4 separate regions of the Homo sapiens genome follow, and all the other regions are linked to region 4. A link is a loop called in an ENCODE intact Hi-C map of the cell type or tissue named here. Cell type or tissue: heart right ventricle. All regions are shown on one strand. Region 1 overlaps CMSS1 (cms1 ribosomal small subunit homolog). Region 2 overlaps CMSS1 (cms1 ribosomal small subunit homolog). Region 3 overlaps CMSS1 (cms1 ribosomal small subunit homolog). Region 4 has its middle 6.9 kb from the start of TBC1D23.

Region 1 (5,000 bases), 90 kb after region 4:
CAACTATAGTCCCAGCTGCTTGGGAGGCTGAGACAGGAGGATCGCTAGAGCCCAGGAGGTTGAGGCTCCACTGAGCTGTGACCAGACCCACTGCACTCCAGCCTGGGAGATGGAGTGAGACCCTGTCCCTCTCCAGCCTCCCAAAAAATAAATTTTGAAAAGATAAAATTAGATTGACTTCACAATAGCCATGGTCTGAGTGGTAAACATGCAAACAGAATTTCAGAATCTCACAGATGGAACACATATCACATAGTCCATCTTCCTTATTTTTCAGATAGGAAATTAAGTCCAGGGGAGTACTCAGTGACTCGTCTCAGGTCAAACAGCAAATTGGTGGGGGACCTGGGACTAGAACACCATTCTCTGGATTCCTAGAGCAATAATGGCCTAATGTGTTATAAAACAAAAACGAGACCAAAACCTAAATTCCCAAAACCAGAGCAAAATAAGAATGAGTTTAAATAGATTAAAATCAGAGTTTACTTACTTTCTTTTAGGTATGAGGAAAGACTGTGAGTCAAATCATTGGCCTTGAGGAAACAGGAGTCTAGAAATATAATAAACATGCTTTGTAGATAATTTTGTAAACACACACACAATCAAAACAGATTATATGTGAGTTATGAGTGATGTATAAGGTTGTAAAATATTAGTGAATTGGGGGCCCATTTTATATCTTAAAGTGTTGCCTATATTTAAAATAACAGCAGCAGCAACAAGTAAACTTTTAACCTGTCACGGAGCTGCCCATAATTTCTTAGAGCAGTGAAATAGGAGCTTCTTACATCACTCAGCAGATTTATGAAGCAACTTTATTTTCCAAATCCATAAAATAGGGACTACACAAATGCAAAATGAAGTGGCTAACAAATCTATGTAAACATGTTGAAACTCACTAGTTATCAGAGAAGTGCAAGTTAATATAATGAGCATACTTTACACACTCATTAGAATGGCAACTATTAGCAATATGTATAATACCAAGTGTTGTTGAGAATGCAAGTTGATGGAAACTCTTGTGAACTGTAAGTGGAAGTATAAACTGGTATAGATATTCTGGAAAGTAATAATATTAATATGTATATACCCTATAATTCTATCATTTCAATTCAAGGTAAATAATAGAAAGAAATTCTTGCATGGTCTATTAAGGTACACACACAAGGATATTCATCCTGACATTATTTGTGATAGCAGGGTGCTTGAAGCAACCTAGGTGTCCATATCTGGGGAAATGGATGAGTATATGTGGTAGATGGAAACGCTGGAATATTATGTGGCATTTAGAAGCAATGAACTAGATATGCATAAAATTACTTAGTCATATCTGGAAAAAGTGTCAAGTGAAGAAAGAAACAGAACGAAAGCATTAGCACAAAGCCATTTTAGATACATTTTAATATGTATATACATACACAGGATGACATATTTTATAAGAATATATATATATTTTTAAAAATTCCTATCATATGAAAATAGAGTTTGGATTAGGGAAGAATGAGAATAATGTCTCAAAATACAACACAACATAACAATACAATAAAAAACAATATAACACATTAAAATAAAACAGGGGCTGGACTGATCAAAATGAAATTTATGTTGTGACCCAGCACATATAACTCATTAAGTGAGTAATTCAAAGCTGTTTTCTCCTATATTGTTGTGGAGCCTTTGGTGGTCTTTATAATGTCCCAAGCCTGGATATGATCAGACTCACCTGGAGAACTGAAGATACAGATTTCTGGGATGAAGTCTCTTTTGCATAGTGAATTAGAATCTCTTGGGGGTGGGCCTGGGAATCTGATTTTTAAGAAGTTCCTGGGTGATTCGGTTGCAACTAGCCTATAGGCAATTAGGAATCACTAATCTAAATCACACTGCAGCTCTCAGGAGACAGCAGAGAAGTTAATTAGCTCCGGGTGACTCCAACCTTGAAATCCTAATTAAGTGCCCATGTGTATGACATTAACAATGTACAGTGCACAATATTAATTGAAAAGACATGTTCCTGCCCTACAGACACAAACAACCTCAAATCAAAACCAAGTCAGAGGCTCGACAAACTAAATAGGAACAGTATGTTATTATTTATATCTACCTTATATGTGTATATATAAGGGGATTTATGTCCCTCCTTGAGCCTATTCCAAATAACCCACTGTATCTCCTTCCCCACATCTAGCTTAGATCTATTCTCTGTCCTTGGTCTCATCAGTGTAGTGACCAGGGCCTGTTCTCTCAAACCTTCCTCTGATGTCTCAGTTTATTGTGTCTTAAATGGCCTAATTTTTTTAACTAAAAATAAAAACCTGTCCTTTTTGGTTATAACGTTATTTCAAACATATTTTCCTTCCTCCCCAAACCATGACCACACATTCTTGCCTAACTATATTACTGAACTCTAATAAAACAATAATACCAAACAAATTCACTATGGAACTCAAATGACTCCTTAAAAGTTTCTTCTGAGCTTTGACTCTCTCTAACTCCAGAGAGGAGCAAGGTTTACGATGTTCCATGAGGTTACAGAACAGCAGTGGTCCCACTGCTCACAAATCCTTCCTAAGTTCAAGTTGCTCTAACAAAGAACTAGAATGGAAAACTGACCATTGAGTCACAGTAAAAATTAAACTTCAGTTAAAGCTTCAAAAGTGGTTTTGTTAGAATAGTTCCTGTGATAGTGCAGTCAGGACATAGTTTTCACAGCAGAGGCCGTGGTGTGCTGAGAAGAGTGGATTATAACTGCTATTGGAACTGTCTGGGCTTAGTAAGTCTAAAAGTCCAGATCCTGCTCATGTGCAAATGCACTCCTTCAATTCCCTAAAGGGTAATCTCCTTGGAAAACAGACAGGGCACTCATGTCTCCAAACCCAATGTGTGTTTTTGAAAAAGGATATCACAAAAGAATTATAAAAATTCAGGGAACAGATTGTTTTTCAGCTTCTCAAGCTTCTAGAAAGCATAAAGTTGTAATGGAAAACGGAAATCAAGCCACCCTCTACTTTTTCCAAAAGCAATATTAGATATGCCTAGTAGTCTATAAATAGCTCATCTGAAGCAGTTGTACCCAAACTTTTATGGTTTGATTTTATGACAACATCTATTTCCTCCCATCCCTGCCTAAAAGAGTTAAAGGATGCATTATAATTTTGAAATTAATTAAAATTAGTTGTTTAAGCTGGGTATGGTGGCACGTGGCTATATTCCCAGCTACTCGGGAGGCTGAGATGAGAGGATCCACTTAAGCCCAGGAGTTCGAGGCTGCAGTGAACTACGATGGTGCCACTGCACTCCAGCCTGGGCGACACAACAAGACACTGTCTCTAAAATAAATAAATAAATATTTTTAAAAAATTAGCTGTTTAAATTTTGTAATATCTTTTAGCTTAATTATAAATACACTAAGGCAGAGGATCTAAAATTCTAGTAGGCCTAAGAATCCCTTGAGGCAAAGTGTCAGCCTCGCAAAACATACAGAATTTTGTTCCTACCTTTTGACAGTTTGCTTGAAAGAGTCTGGCCTGCAACCTAAAATACTATTCTAAAAACCATGACTAGAAATCCATAATAAGAGCAACAACAAAACTAAATTGCTTATTAAGGCTAAAGTTCTTGTCTATAATAGTTGAGTAAATCAGTGTTTCACATCCATACTTTTAAATGTGTACTTCAACTTCTATCCTCATGATGAATTCCTACTCATTGAATAGTTTGTTAAAAATGCACACCCAACAATTAACCTTTTGAATAAAAAAATACAATCACAAATCTTAATATTAGATTTGACAAATACTGTTTAGCATCCAGTAAGGATATAATCTATCAGTTAAAACTATTTGATATAATCTATCAGTTAAAACTATTAGATTGAGGAAAAGAAGTATTATGTTTCTTTTTTTTCTTTGAGATGGAGTCTCGCTCTGTCCCCCAGGCTGGAGTGCAATGGCGTCATCTTGGCTCACTGTAACCTCGGCCTCCCAGATTCAAGTGATTCTTCTGCCTCAGCCTCCCAAGTAGGTGGGATTACAGGCGTGTGCTACCACACCCAGCTAATTTTTGTATTTTTTAGTAGAGATGGGGTTTCACTATGTTGGCCAGTCTGGTCTTGAACTCTTGACCTCAAGTGATCCACCCGTCTCAGCCTCCCAGAGTGCTGGGATTATAGGCGTGAGCCACTGTGCCTGGCCTGAAAGTATGTCTCTTTAAACAATTATTATTATTATTCTTATTTTTAATAGCGATGAGGTCTCACTGTATCGCCCAGGCTGGTTTCAAACACCTGGGCTCAAGCGATCCTCTAGCCTCAGTCTCCCAAAGTGCTGGGATTATAGGCATGAGCCACCATGCCCGCTGGAAAATGTGTTAATTGACTGCCTGAGACACCTAACCATAACAGATACTTATGTTTTGCTCCTTGTCTTTAGGAAAATTGAAGCTTGGCTATACCTGGCAGGTTCAGTTCTTCTAATTCAATCACCAAGCGTCTGCTGCTATAATAGTCCTTCATCAGCTTCTGTAGGTCTTCAGGTAACCCTGGTTTTGGTTCTGATTTTGCAAGAACATCAGTAATTTTCTTCTAAGATATGAGAAAGAAGAAAAATGGGACGACATATTTTAAAATGGCATTTGGTTGGAATAGGTTAGTTCCTCTGGCATTTAAACGGCACATAGCTTTTGGTGTTAGCCAAGTGTGAATGTGGGTTTTAATAAATACATTTGAGAAAATTCACTAAATACTTCTTGGACATAACTATTGCTTTGAAAAATGAAAAAATGATCTAGAAAGCTCCCTGTAACTCTTGGTCTATGACTTCCAAGATAACTAAATTTTTGCAGGCATCTCCATACTGGGGTATTATTTTCTGTTAAAAGTAAAGAAATCTCATTGCTATGGAGAGCTCTCTTTTAGCCCTAGATGATTTATATTCCTGTAGGATTAGAATTTTGAGAATTTCTTGCCCAATCTGGTTTTTGAGGTGCTGAGTCTTAGTTTG
Region 2 (5,000 bases), 330 kb after region 4:
TTCTACTTTGACCCTCTATTCTGAACCACTGTAGACAGTATAAGCATCCATATGAAACTGAAAGGACAATTAACCCTCTCTATTGATACTGAAAAGATGGAAAGTAACCAATCTCAAATGGCTTATTCAACTACTTCCAATTCATACTTCAGCTAGGTAACTTAAGTTAGTTACCTCAATATCTAGGCTAATAGCAAACTTTCATTTATTTTCCATATACTTTATGGTAGGCATTTTTTCGGAGTGCCAGAGAATCCATGGCACTTATATTCACTCTATTTTTTCCAGGAGGTTTATTTTTCACTACACGGCAGAGAGGGGGCAGGGGAAAGGTCCTACTAACTTGCTCCTCATGAACTCTGAAATATCTACAGGGACAGATTAAAGGAGCACAAGAAATCTGGCACCAAAGAAACATTTGACTCAGACATTACAATATAAGATTTGTTATTCAATGAGACAATGTTATATTAAACATTATTTTGAACCCCTGTGGTTTGGCACTAGTGGCCTCATTTGGCCTCCATACTTATTTGGCACTAACTTGCTGAACACAGACACTTTCTTTCATCTTTCATTATTATGAACATTTACTGATCACGGTCAGAGTGTTGCCTGGCATAATACAAAGAGGTACAGACTGTCCCTGCCCAGGGGGCTTACCACATTAATGAAAAGGCAAGATGATACAGATTTATGGTGGGAATGTGAAGGGCTATTGGAGGAGAGTTCTGATATTCACTGTGTATCTCTACTATCTTCTGGAGGAAGGCTGGAGAGGGCTATCCTGAAGTTATACTGGAATGTTGGGAGGCAGATGGCAAAGATTATTTAAACCAAGAGAGCAAGAAGGAACAACACTGAGAAATGGGAACAAAAGATCAGTGGGGATAAAGGCCATGGGCTGGAGGAAAAGAAAAATTGTGGGAAAAATGTAAAGTGTATACTACTAAATCAATATATGAAGAATAGTATTTTGAAATATATAAAATGAATTTAAGAGAAAGAACTTAAGAGATTACTTTTAGCTTTATAGGATATAAAGTTTCCTTTATAGGATTCTTTACCTTGAAGAATAATTAAAGTGAACATGCCATTAACAAGAAGTAGGAAAAAGTGTCTATCACTCTGTTTAGCCATTCCAGAAGATATGAGAATATTCATCTATTTCTATATGCCAAGGAACACCTTCCAGATGGAATTCTTTGAATGTGACAATATTAAACCTATTCTCAACTCCCTTGATGCATATGTGACTTCCCTTGCTTTGCCTGAACATCACAATTCCAGTATCTTGGTAGTGTGGGCCCATTCACGTCCACCCTTCATGCTTTCCTGCCTTCTGCTGGGAGACTGCAGGCCTCATGAGGCATAACTGACTTCTATCTGCTTTAAGGCCATGTGCATCAAAGTAGTATTAAATGAATACCATCTAACGAAACAGGAAGTGGGGGAAACTAATGACTTCAGGTAAATAAACGCTCAGAGGAGGTGCTTACACACAAGAGTGTGAAATACCCGTAGTGTGCCTTGCTTTCAAGTGACATGGCAAAACACACCATGACTGAGTCCTTCCAACTTCACTGAGTGCTTTCTCTCAAGGACACAGCTGCCTCCCACAAAAGTGAGACTAACTTATCCTGAAGGGTCAAAGAACAATGTTTACTTCCTTCCTCAAACAAAGTGTTGTAAACCACTCCCAAACTAGCAACCCTCCCAGCAGTGAAACAAAGATATCATAACCCCAGTAAAAGGGAGGTTGGTTGAAAATAGATACAAAGGGGTATCTGGTTGAAACTCTGAAATAAACACGGTAAAGGTTTACTGCTCACATTCTAAGTGTTGGTTTGTATCTACCTGGAAATAAAACAAAAATTAAGAACTACGTGATTGAGGTAGTTAATGAGACCTCAGAGGATGTAATAATGGATTTCAAATTAAGGCTCAATTTCTGTGTTTTCTTTGGAGAATTTGTTTTATGTGGAAAACCCTAAAGGAGACTGATGTCACACATTGAGCTCAGGCCAAAATGTTTGCCAAGTGATGTCGCTGTCGTAATCAGTAAGCAATTGGCTTTCCCACTGAGGGTGGGTGGGGGCAGGGATCAGCTCAGGAAAGCCTGTTCCCAGGCATGTTAATGCAAAGTTTCCTTAGCTGTAATCTGTGCGGTTTGGTCTGTCCATATGGTAATATTCTATCCATGTTTCATGACAACGTTCACTGACCAGCTCCAACATGTGGATACGTGTGTCACCAATGACCTGAATTATGTACTTGGCTGAATTACAGGTGGAGTCTATGTAAAAGGTTTTTTACACAAAAGCAATGCCAATAATTTTTGGCCTTTCTGTGTGGCTTCACAGTACTTTTAGTCAATGTAATTTTGCAAAATTTTCCCATAAGTGAAATGCCAATTTTGTCTGTACTTTCAAAAAAGCTTGCATATTTTTTTTTCTTTTTCAGTTTCAATGGGGCAAAAGGCTCTGAAGAAAAAAAAGAGTTGCTTTTTTTTGAAACCATGCATTCTTTCTTAGAATTCTAAAACAAACTATGTATGCTATCCATATATGTTACTGCATTTCTGGTCTTGAAACAACAACTAAAGCAGGAAAGAAATATTGTTATGGCAGCTCTGTATAAAACTGTGGCTTCAACCATGGATTGTGTTAAAGCCTTAAATTACTTTTCATAAAATCTTGGCCTAGTAGGTTAGCACTGATAGTTCAGTTTTGTAAATCAGAAGTTCAAATGGTAGCTTCTCAAACACCACAAAGAAAGGAGTCAAGGTAGAATTAATCTCTTGTTCCTTTTCTGTCCAAGTTTGACTAGATAGAACAGTGGTGCAGAGGCCTTAGGGCCCTTTGGAGGAAAGTCACCAGGTGTCCAGCTTCAAGTGTTGTTGCCTTGACCACACCCTGGGAAGTTCTTTGCTGTTAAGTTTCAATGAAGAACAAAGCACTTCCACCTCTCCCTTTGGCTGAAACAACTTTATAAACAAGTATTTTCACCATCAATCCTTTTCTATTATGACAGGCCTATTTTTCCAGACTGCATCAGACAAGGTGACTAAAACACTGCTTGAGCCATATTTGACCCTACTGTTAACTGAGTAAATCAGACCACTTTTAAAGGCTTCTCTCAAAAACATCAAATTTTCTTTCTAGAGGATTTGGAAACCTCCTTGAAATACATACATGAATGAGTTAATTTATCTAATTTTTAGGTTAAACTCATTAGTTTGGAGCTAGTGCTACTTGCCATTCATTAACTGAAACAAAACAAAACAAAAACAATAATTGATTAAATATATATGTCTACTGCAAGCCAGGTCCCATACTAGATACTGGGCGAACAAGGTAGATGTGGTCCTCACCTATACAATCCTGAATATTTGTTCATTGTGTAAAACAAAGACACCACTGCAGGCTTTAAGACCTGATACTGATTCTTCTAAGGCATTATGAGTTCATGACGGGTAGAAAAAAAGGCACCACTATGGTAAACTAATGTAATAACATTAATGCTCATGAAGACAGAACATTCAGGAGAAATCAATAAACACATTAAACTAAAGTATTTTACTAGAGAATTCAATATCGTGCCATTAAGATTTTCAGTTTCTTTGGTCTTAAATCTCAGCTTTTAAGGGTATCCTACAAAGCAATACACAGTGGGTATAAAGCTTTAAAAAAATAAAGTCTACTTAAAAAAAATATTTTGAAAGCCAGCAGTTTTAAATTTCATACACACTAAACTATTGTTGTAGAATACATTGTACTCAAATGCAATCATTTCCTTTCAGTTTTTCTGGCAAGGAGCTATTTGTATTACATATTCTCAAGACTATGTCTTACAAGTATTGAAATGGATGCCAGATCTCCATTTGACCTTTGTCATGGGCATCTAGTTCTTTGACAGAACAAAATGGAGATCCACTGCAAACAAATATTTTGTTATTGTAATTCTATACAGAATTATGACATGATCAGCCTTGTGTTCATACATGCTGGACCTAACACAGGATCTGAAAAGGGATGCAGAGAGATTAATTACCTCATGTGGGTACTAAAAAACCATTTAGGACCGTCCATCATGACTTAACTTTCAACAGATGTCATAAAACCATACTCTTAAAACTGCACAATTCAGCGGTTTCCATACAATGCCTTTTAATTTCAGAGGTCAAAATTCAGATAGAGTGACAATGCTACCTGATTGCTTTTCCTTCCCAGAAATTTAGTTTTCTGAACTAAATTTTACAAATAATTTTGAATGTGTATTTGAACATACATGATAGTGAGTTTATTGCTTACAAAAGAATACTATGAATGCTAAAAAGAAAACATTAACAAGCCTAGTGAGGGATGAACCAGGAGCTTAGAGATAGTGGCAGTCTGGTCTGCAGACCTGATCTGCAGCTATGTATAACTTTTGGCAAATTCCATTCCTCAAATCTTTAGTTTTCTGGTATATAAAACAAGGGGCTGGGCGTGGTGGCTCACACCTGTAATCCTAGCACTTTGGGAAGCCAAGGCAGGGAGATAATGAGGTCAAGGGTTCGAGACCAGCCTGGCCAAAATGGTGAAACCCTGTCTCTACTAAAAATACAAAAATTAGCCGGGCGTGGTGCCGCGCGCCTGTAATCCCAGCTACTCAGGAGGCTGAGGCAGAAGGATCACTTGAACCCAAGAGGTGGAGGTTGCAGTGAGCCGAGATCACGCCACTGCACTCCAGCCTGGGCAACAGAGCAAGAATCTGTCTCAAAAAAAACAAAACAAAACAAAACAAAAAACAAACAAACAAGGGCAGGGCATATGATTATGATTTCTGTGTCTCTTTCACACCTAAAAATTTGTGATTATGTGATTGTCATGAACAAGTACCTTTTACCTCAAGCCTAGGATTCTAACTCCACTACCAAAAGAGGTCAGTGAGAATGACAGTGACTACCACCAACTTTAAATCCAAATCTGTACATCCATTCTTAAAGGACATCTAGA
Region 3 (5,000 bases), 320 kb after region 4:
ATCTTGGCTCAATGCAACCTCGGCCTCCTGTGTTGAAGCAATTCCTGGGCTTCAGCCTCCTGAGTAGCTGGGATTACAGGTGTGTGCCACCACACCTGGCTAATTTTTTGTATTTTTAGCAGAGATGGGGTTTCGCCATGTTGGCCAGGCTGGTCTTGAACTCCTGACCTCGGGTAATCCGCCTGCCTCGGCCTCCCAAAGTGTTGGCATTACAGGTGTGAGCCATTGTGCCTGGCAATGGGTCAATGTCTTAATCAAGTTCCACAGCTGATTTGTGACAGAATTCTTATCACCTAACACAAGGGAAAAAAATGTGCAAGAATGTTTGAAGTAGCATTTTTTTGAATACTGAAAAAAAAATATTCAAAAACAGTAAAATGAACAAGTAAATGATGGACTATATAATGAAATATTCTTACAGCAATCAAAATACATAAACTACAGTAAAATAGAACAAGGAAGAATCTCAAAAATATAATCTAGGATGAAAAAGCAAGTTTTAGAAAGATACATTCAATATGGTATTTACATAAGGTTTGAAAATGTAATACTATACATTGTTCAGCAATATATATGTACATGTTTTTAAAAAGTATGAAACATACAGGGGAATGATAAATACCAAATTCAAGATTACGTGGTTACTTCTGGAGTGGGAAGGGAGGAGAAGGGGTTTCAGAAGAGATACATACATTATAATACATCTATAATACAGTACTTAAAAACTGTTTTCTAATATACAGTAAATTATTAAAATTTTATAAATTTGTGTGGTAGCATATAGCAGTTTGTTATGGTTTCTATACTTTTCTGGACACTTGAGTTTTTCAGATTTTTAAAGAAATACTACAAACTAAAAGTAAGGTACTGGCGATGATGAAAGTTTCATGATTTGTAGGGACAAAGAGTAAAATTAATAATCTGCTTATATGCCATAGAGTCAATTATAAGTTCAACTGATATTTTCTCTCCTAGTTATAAACCTCAACAGTGGAAGAATTTTTCTTCCTATTATAAATTCATTTGGATGATTATATAATCAGATGTGGAGCTAATGTGTCCTTTAAACATTAATTTATTTTATATTGTTTCCAGAATGGCCAACTACGTTAGGTAGTAGTATCTCCGCTTTGAAGATGAGGGTCCTAAATATAAGCCCTTGACTTACCCAAGGATAGATCTAGAATTTTAGAAGAATGTCAGGAATACAGGAATACAGCCAGGGACCAAGCCTTCATTCCTTTAATACTAGACTTGGCCTTCAAAACAAAATAATGCAGTAATTCTGTAGCAGTAACTCTGCCATTTCTGTCCTAATGCACTTTTAAAGGCTAACAAATTTTAAAAACAAAACAAAAAACCCCATAAAAGCTCCCAACAATTTTAAAGGAAATACTATAAAGTAAATCTGAAGAAAGTTAGAAGAATTAGCAAAGTCACCATTTTACAATATTATAATTATGTTAAGTACGTCTTAAGCAAGCACTTAGGGTCATGGTTGGAGGTCTGACCTGGGTTCCTGAGGTGGAATGCTTGGGGGATGAAGTTCAAACACAGCCTGTTTACCCATGGACATAAGTGGCCTTAATCAAGACAGAACACCTTTTTTTAAATGTTTGCTTTAAAAGCAGAAGTGCAAATAAGACTGTGATTTATGAATCTGCTAATATCCTTCTCTGCTGTAGACATCAAAAAGATTGACTTTGGGGCTGTGGTAAATATAACAAGAATGTAGACTTGTTAAAGCAGTAATAGGTACTCTTATTAAAACTCCATTTCCATTAAGCTTTACAAATTTTCTTCCCTCCTTCCAGGCTTTAAAGAATGCGTTCCAGAGGCAGTGATACCGAGGGCTCAGCCCAAAAGAAATTTCCAAGACATACTAAAGGCCACAGTTTCCAAGGGCCTAAAAACATGAAGCATAGACAGCAAGACAAAGACTCCCCCAGTGAGTCGGATGTAATACTTCCGTGTCCCAAGGCAGAGAAGCCACACAGTGGTAATGGCCACCAAGCAGAAGACCTCTCAAGAGATGACCTGTTATTTCTCCTCAGCATTCTGGAGGGAGAACTGCAGGTCAGCTGGGTTGGAGTTATCCCCATCATGCTTCAAACAGAAGGCTGCTTGTGAATTTGGTGTTCCTGCTGCCACAGAAATAGATATCTGTGGTTCATACATGTGTGTACATGAAAGCAAAGCATAAGTATATATACAAAGAATTCTCCTCTGCCAACTCAAAGTGCAATTAATCCCATCTAAAGGGGCTGTCATGATGACATGTGATTGGCATACAGGTCGTGAAAGGTCACATCCTCTGCCCATGCTGCTCAGGAGCTTCAGTGCACATGCATGCATCAGTAGCAATAATGCCAGATGACTTCGGGATTGGTTTAAACAACAATAGGTGCTTTTGTACCCCAAGTGAACTGGCTCCTAGACTAGCCCTGGCATTATTAACCTACATGAAAATCTAAAAACAGCTGGTACACATATAGGAGAATTTTATTTCCTACCCCCTGAAAATCCAAATGCTAGTACATTGATGGATATCATGATATCTGCTTGTCAAACATAATAAAAAAAGTAGTCCTCCAATGTTGTATAGTAATCACTTTTTAAAACATTAATTGTGTAATTAGACTACAAGAAGGATGAAGGGATATAGTTTTGTTACCTTTTATAAAAGTGTGAAAATGAAATATGATTCATTTAGATTTGAAAGAGAAGAAAAAGCACTGCCAACTATCACAAAAATCACTTGCTGAGACTGCTGGTAGAGACAGCAGGCTTTCTGAAATACTTTTTGTTCCTACAGGCTCGAGATGAGGTCATAGGCATTTTAAAGGCTGAAAAAATGGACCTGGCTTTGCTGGAAGCTCAGTATGGGTTTGTCACTCCAAAAAAGGTGTTAGAGGCTCTCCAGAGAGATGCTTTTCAAGCGAAATCTACCCCTTGGCAGGAGGACATCTATGAGAAACCAATGAATGAGGTATGTACCACAATAGGGGTGTGTACCTGGGAGGCAGCCAAGCACTAGCCCTGCAGATGAGCATGATCTGTAACTCCTCTTTGATTCCTTACAGTTTTACTTTCTAACGCACTTAAAGCCTACACAAAACAGATAAATACGACAAGTTCAATAGGAAAGTTAAAAAGAATGAACCATAGACAGGATGCGTCCACTAGGTTTGTTGCTTGAATCAACCAAAATCTACCAAATGCCAGAGAATGCTCCCCACTCTCACGTGCATGTGCAGGCACATACACACACAAACACACACATGCACACACATACATGTGCTTACACACACACACACACACACACACACACTCTGGGAACTTGCAGGGTACCCAGGCTGTAATAAAAAACATAAAGTTCAACCATAGAGGTTAATTTTTGGAAAACACTGAGGTATTATGTCATAGAAATTTTGAACATGAATGGAAATAATCTAAAGAACTGTCCAAGAAATAGAGTTTTTAAAAACATATATTTTAGATGAGTGCATACCTTCTTTTTCCTTCAAAGTTTAATGACAGCAAAGACCTTTCCCTCACCAAGCGTACCTAGCAATTACAACGGCAAAGGTGGGCAGTCCCAACAGGGCCACCACTAGGGAGAAGGCAGTACTGCTTGCTCTTTTACTTGCTGACATTTCTGAAACCCTTTGGAATTCTTATTTTATTCTTTAATTTTCCTCTGAGACCTTCATGGAAAATTTCATAATTTTTCATTTTTATAGAAAAGAAACAACTAGGAACATGAGTTGAGGCTGGAGAGTGAAAGCAAGTTTCAGACAAATTTCCCTCAAATAAACTCTGGCAACCTACCTCAGGACTGACCTCTAATGTCCTTGCTATTCTCGTCTTTAGTATCTCATGAGAGAAGAGACTACTGTCTTGCCAAATAGTGAAGGAGTTTGGTCATATGTATCTGCTTCTCTACGGGGTGAGGATGAGACCACCCAAAGTCTGTTGATTTGCACTTTAATCCAAATTTTAAACAAAAGGAACCAGAGCTGCATTCAAGTGAATACTGTTAAAACTGTATCCTGGCTCCCAACATATTAACTATGAAACAGTGTCAGGCACAAATTCCCCAACCCCTGTGAGCTCAAATGCAAATTAATGATCTCTGAACATAACCCTAACAAAACTCTACAAATGGCATAACCTCTCAACACTTCAGTGTGAAATGGAACAGGATGATTCCAAACTTATGTTGAAATCGGTGGGAAAAAATTTAATTACAAAATAATTCTATTGTGCACATGCAAAATTGGAAATACCCCCCTTCTACAAATGCTTGCAGTCTTAACTCTGTAAGGTGCCCCTGAAAGTTACCCATAATCTGGCCCTACTTTACAAGTCCAGCCTTTTTTGATTACTCCTCCAACAGATACCCCTATATACATACACCTCTCACATTCCCACCTCCATGATCTGCCAATTTTCCTCTCTTTCCTCTACTTCCCCCTTATGGATTTCTCTGTCCTCAGATATCAGTTTATGCAATTCCTCGAAGCCAAAATAACTCCACGTACACAACCCAGTTGTCTATCCTTTTCCTCGGTCTAGGAAGTACTAGGTGAGAGGGGAATGCCCCGAAAATAAACAGTGAAGGGGAATTCTGCCTAGGATTTTCCTACACAGGGCTGAAGAAAATAAAGGGAGGGCAGTGCTCCTGCTGAGACCAGCTGTGACTGTATCCTAATTACATGAGAATAAGCATCTTGAATGCTAAAGTTATTCTTCTTTTGCATTCCCCCATCTTGAAGTGTTAACAGCCCCTTCTCCCTTTTATTTTCTTCATAATGTTCTTTTTGAAAAACCTAAAAAATCTCAATCATGTCTAGGGTAAACTAGAGGTGATTTATCTAATTCTTAAGGCAAAATAACTTAGAAGAACAAACAGCTCTCGGTTACATGACACGACAGGAACACTGACTTAAGATGAAAAACTGGTGGAAGCCTGTGAGCTGGAACATGCTTGGGGCTGG
Region 4 (5,000 bases):
TTGTATTCACCCTTCCTTTTTGGTATATATATGTGTTGCCAAATAAAATAGTTAGCAAGGAATCATCTAAGGTAATTGGATGGAATTATATGATATACGCTTTTGACAATTTGTGTTAAAAATATAGGTATATATTACAATTTATCTGGATATGTTATTTACAAGCTGATTTCTCTAATACCCAAGCTAAATTGTACAGCTTGTCATTGTCATTTTCACATCTCAAATTTACATAAGGAAAATACAAAAGTAAACAAAAAGAATTCTTAGGATATCATGAACATAAAAGTGACTACAGATACAAAAGCATCCAAAAGTTTGGATAAATAATTTATTCTCTATAATTTTGCTCACACTTTTTTTCTGGACAATAATAAATTCTCTGTTGTTAATTCTCACTTATAATCTGGTAACTCCTGTATCTCCATTTCCAACCCATTATTACTATAACAATAATGTTGCCATAAAAAACATTATTATTTTAAAAAGTATTAATATTTTCAAAGCATTTATTATTTTAAAAAGTATTAATATTTTCAAAGCATTCTGTGATAATCTGTCAGCAGAGAGAAAGCCCATTTGTCTTCAGCCTATTTGGTATGTACATGGTATGGTGGTACATGGTATGTATGTATATGAAAGCAAATGGACAAGGCCCTCCTGGACATTCCAGTCCCTTTCCACACCATGTTCTTCTTTCCCTTATACTGGTCTCCTCTGTGTTCTTTGAATAAGCCATACTCTTTCCCAACATGTGGCCTTTGCTGTCTCTTCTGTCTTGAAAGATCACCCAGCCCTGCACACCTTTGGGCCCCAACATATGTACACATAGCATCTAGTTACCTCCTACTCTTACTTCAGTGCTCAGCTCAGTTGTCTCTTCCTCAGAGAATGACAGCAAAGCCTTTTGGAATATAGCCGGTCCCTTTATCATATGTGTCTGTAGATACATAATATGTGAGTTGAATGGAGGAATCAAGAAGTTAAAAATGGGAAAGGAGAAGGAAAGCAGAGAGTAATGTAGACTTGAATAGTGTTCAGGTTTTAAAACATTTCTTCTTGATCTACATGGACATGTCTACCGGCTTCTCCTACTTTTAAGTTTACTTGTGGTTCTTTGTAAATGTTTCTTATGTGAGGCTATAAAGAATCCTAAAATCATGAATAGATTGTGAACTCCTTCATTCTCATCATACCACCTCACATTGGACAAGTTTCAGCAATCATTTATTGAGCACTTGAGTACAGACCAAGTTCTGTTCCAGGATTTAGAGGGAATGGTCTTATCTACCTCCCACCTTTCCTACATTTATCTCTTCTTTCTCTTTCTTAGCACAAGCTCAGCCCAGCACTATGTTTTTCAATCCTCTTAGCATTGGAATAATCCAAGGAACTTAAAAACATACACACATAAAACGATGTGGGAACGTCACCCCCGGGAATTCTGATTCTGCTGGTCTAGGGTCAGACACAAGCACAGGTGAGTTTTAAAAGTTTCTTAGGCAGTGCTAATGTGCAGGCAGCATTGAGGACCACTGGCCTAGACTAATCTTGAAATAGAAACTCGAACTGGAGAACTGCAGAACATCTGACTTCTGGAAATCAAAACTTGAGTGGTTCCAATGATACTTTTATTACAACTGATCTCTAAGATGGTGTCAGACCTGCAGAAGGTGCTAAAAAGGCTATAACTGATGCATTGCCCCTGAATTAAGGTTGATGACTTTGGACCTTGGTTGTAGGAAATAATGTGATTACTTGTACACCTGTTTCAGGGGCAGTCACTCACGGTGGAGGAAAGCAGACTAAATGCCTATGGGCACTTTTACCAACTTTTAGGTTCTGTTCTCTGACACTCATGTGTCTCAAAGACTTGAAACAAATACTATTTTATGAGTTTAATGCCTGGGTAACCTGAGGCCCTGAAAGGTTTAGGCTTTATTTTCTGGCACAGTGCAGTAGGCAGGACTCCCGACTCCCAAACTCCAGAGATTATCTCCAGTTGAGGGAACCATGAAGCAAGACGCCTGATTCCTAGCCTTAGCTCAGCCACTAGCCAGGTAGATGTGTGGCCCTGTTTAAGTTATCTCTGATATCGGGGCCTCAGTTTCCTCAGATGAGGTAAATTGAGCTAGATGGTCTATCCGGGCCCCCTTCAGCTTTAACAAGTGTCACTAGGTGGCACTCATGTAACTCCAGTGGGGAGCCATTGGAGCAAGTTGGCTGCCAAGCTCCTTATGTCCCTTAAACGACCCTGGGATCTGTCAGGGGCAGCTTAGAAAATAATGCAATTTTAGGAAGACTGTTTAGGAGTCTTTTTACCAAGAATAGCTTTTGAATCTGCGGACACCTGTTGTATTTTACCAGCTGCTTTCAAGTATTATGTACTTCTGGTTTTATATTCCTATCCTTTTACCATCTCAAATTTTAAAATATTGTATAGAAAACTATTTCTGTGGCTTAGCTACATTTGTAACATTGTCCAGACATACTGGTTTGTGTGACATAAACACATGAGGTATTCTTTTAGCAAGTACTGAAGTCTGCCAGCCATATGCCACTGCATCAGTAACTTTTAAGAGGAGAAAGATTCACTATCCCAATACTGGACTTCAAGCAAATGGGATTCTGCCCTGGGATGTGTCCCCACTGGATAGAGTCAGTCAGATATGGTTCTTGTTTAAAGACTTGCTCCCCAAACCTGGTTTGTCCTGGTGTCTGACATTGCTAGGGAGGTTTATTCTCACTCAGATTCATTTCAGAAATTCAGTTCTGCTCAATGTGGCTTCCGAATTCAACTCACAGGTAGGGGAATTGGGAGCCTCCATGATCCAATACTCAAGGATGGCCCTGTCTTCCGTTGTCAAAAGTCATCCAATTCACATGTCAGGTGCTTTTCCTTCAAGCAAGGGCCACAGGAGTTGCTCCTAAGGATTTATTAACAAAAATAAACATGGAAGAACTAAATTTGGGGCCTAATCCTGTAAGATCCAAGAAGAGATTTAAGAAGTTTCATATTGCCAATTCATTTTGGGAGTAAGAGGTGGACTTTTAATAAAGACTGCCTTCATTACCTGTCAATATAGGAGCCTTCGAGTTGCATACATTTCCTGGGTTGAATTATAATTACGACTTTCAGACCTAGGGGCATGGTGTGGTGTTAAGGTTAGGATAAGGGAATGAATATACATACATATATGTATACACAGGTAAAAGAATAGAAAGATCCAAAGCCAAAATACAGCAGGGACATTTTAAGTGATGTTCATTGTCTTCTTTATTCTTTCCATATTTTTCAGGTTTTATTTAAAGACTATGAATTTGGCCGGGCGCAGTGGCTCATGCCTGTAATCCCAGCACTTTGGGAGGCTGAGGCGGGTGGATCACCTGAGGTCAGGAGTTCGAGACCAGCCTGGCCAACATGGTGAAACCCCGTCTCCACTAAAAATACAAAAATGAGCCAGGTGTGGTGGCATGCGCCTGTAATCCCGGCTACTTGGGAGGCTGAGGCAGGAGAATCACTTGAACCCAGGAGGCGGAGGTTGCAGTGAGCCAAGATTGTGCCATTGCACTCCAGCCTGAGTGACAAGAGCAAAACTGTGTCTTAAAAAAAAAAAAGACTAGGAATTTGTTTTGTGAATTATTATTTCAAAAGAAAAAAGAAGAAGGAAAGAAAAGGAAAATAAGTGATCAGCAGGTTTCAACAAAGAAACAGTTATTTGTAAATTACCTTGTTTATGGTAAAATAGCCATTGTGATTTCAAAAAGGAATTGTAGTTTTTCCCTTGGATTTGGAAAGTACTTAACTCTGGTCTGATCCACCAGTGGCAAAGGAACACCTGAAAGATTCTTATTAACTTTATTAAAATTGTCCTAAACATACACAAAAGGATACACAAACATACACAAACCATATACTCTCTTAAAATGAGAGCAAGATACAAATAATTTTTTTTTTTTTTTTGAGACGGAGTCTTGTTCTGTCGCCCAGGCTGGAGTGATCTCAGCTCACTGCAACCTCTGCCTCCTGGGTTCAAGCAATTCTCCTCCTTCAACCTCCTGAGTAGCTGGAGGTTACAAGCACCCACCATTATGCTCGGCTAATTTTTTGTGTTTTTGTAGAGACGGGGTTTCACCATGTTGACCAGGCTGGTCTTGAAATCCTGACCTCAGGTGATCTGCCTGCCTTGGCCTCCCAAAATACTTGGATTACAGGCATAAGCCACCATGCCCGGCCAATACAAATAATTTTTATCATTTATAATCCTTCTCTTGATTGCTTTTCTCTACTACAGTGTTTTTACTTTTCAATCTCATGTCAGTTCTACAAAGCTTGGCAGATACCCAACTGTGGCTTCTTTTAGCACTTGTTGCTGTCACTCATTATTCCTTTTAATATCCCCCAGGTAAATAACTCTCTGGGCTCAGAAAAGATTTGGAGGAAGGTTCTAATGCAGCTTTGACACAAACTAGGTGTGTAAGCACAGTGAGGTTACTGAAGTGTTCTGGATTTCTGATTTTCCATTGGTAAAGTGAAGCATGGGTGCTCTTACTATCTGTATCACCTGGATTATTATAAGGATAAAATGAGATAATCGATATGGTTTGGCTCTGTGTCCTCACACAAATCTCATGTGCAATTTTAATCCCCACGTGTCAGGGGAGGGACCTGGTGGGAAGTGACAGGATCATGGGGGTGGATTTCCCCCATGCTGTTCTCATGACAGTAAGTGAGTTCTCATGAGATCTGATGGTTTAAAAGCGTAGCACTTCCCCCTTTGCTCTCTTTCTCTCTCCTGCTGCCATGTAAGATGTGCCTTGCTTCCCTTTCACCTTCCACCATGATTGTAAGTTTCCTGAGGCTTCCCCAGCCATGTGGAACTGTGAGTCCAACCTCTCTCCTTTATAAATTACTCAGTCTCAGTGTGAAAATGGACTAATACAGAAAACTGGTACCAGCAGAATAGGGGCACTGCTATAAAGATACCTAAAAATGTGGA

What was found. Peaks named below come from ENCODE experiments on the same cell type or tissue, not always from the same donor. Only the 100,000 strongest peaks of a DNase experiment are listed, where the experiment ranks them.
Region 1: it touches region 4 in a loop (2.0-fold over the local background); 17 of 110 quality-filtered maps call a loop at or near these places.
Region 2: a loop joins it to region 4, with 3 times the contacts of the local background. A loop is called at or near these places in 7 of 110 quality-filtered maps.
Region 3: it touches region 4 in a loop (2.5-fold over the local background); 9 of 110 quality-filtered maps call a loop at or near these places.

The regions. Positions count from the first base shown.
Region 1 is chr3:100,161,885-100,166,884 of GRCh38, reverse strand. It overlaps CMSS1 (cms1 ribosomal small subunit homolog), which reads right to left. Exons shown (of 10, transcript NM_032359.4): 4 at 4,453-4,582; 5 at 491-550. Among named protein-coding and RNA genes, the nearest start is that of FILIP1L, 50 kb to the right of the region's middle. In heart right ventricle, no CTCF peak of the experiment used is centred here; a DNase peak (open chromatin) is centred at 2,741; H3K27ac peaks cover 2,410 bases.
Region 2 is chr3:99,917,758-99,922,757 of GRCh38, reverse strand. The region is part of intron 1 of CMSS1 (cms1 ribosomal small subunit homolog); the gene reads right to left. The region is part of intron 4 of FILIP1L (filamin A interacting protein 1 like); the gene reads left to right. The region is part of intron 1 of LOC105374010 (a long non-coding RNA gene); the gene reads right to left. Among named protein-coding and RNA genes, the nearest start is that of MIR3921, 44 kb to the left of the region's middle. In heart right ventricle, no CTCF peak of the experiment used is centred here; a DNase peak (open chromatin) is centred at 2,067; H3K27ac peaks cover 4,567 bases.
Region 3 is chr3:99,927,845-99,932,844 of GRCh38, reverse strand. All of the region lies in intron 1 of CMSS1 (cms1 ribosomal small subunit homolog), which reads right to left. FILIP1L (filamin A interacting protein 1 like) reads left to right here. Exons shown (of 6, transcript NM_001387850.1): 2 at 1,815-2,076; 3 at 2,816-2,989. The coding sequence starts at 1,825. The region is part of intron 1 of LOC105374010 (a long non-coding RNA gene); the gene reads right to left. Among named protein-coding and RNA genes, the nearest start is that of MIR3921, 34 kb to the left of the region's middle. In heart right ventricle, no CTCF peak of the experiment used is centred here; a DNase peak (open chromatin) is centred at 3,009; H3K4me3 peaks cover 452 bases; H3K27ac peaks cover 3,823 bases.
Region 4 is chr3:100,251,548-100,256,547 of GRCh38, reverse strand. No RefSeq gene overlaps it. Among named protein-coding and RNA genes, the nearest start is that of TBC1D23, 6.9 kb to the left of the region's middle. In heart right ventricle, a CTCF peak has its summit at 2,176 (motif pointing right); a DNase peak (open chromatin) is centred at 2,177; H3K27ac peaks cover 2,466 bases.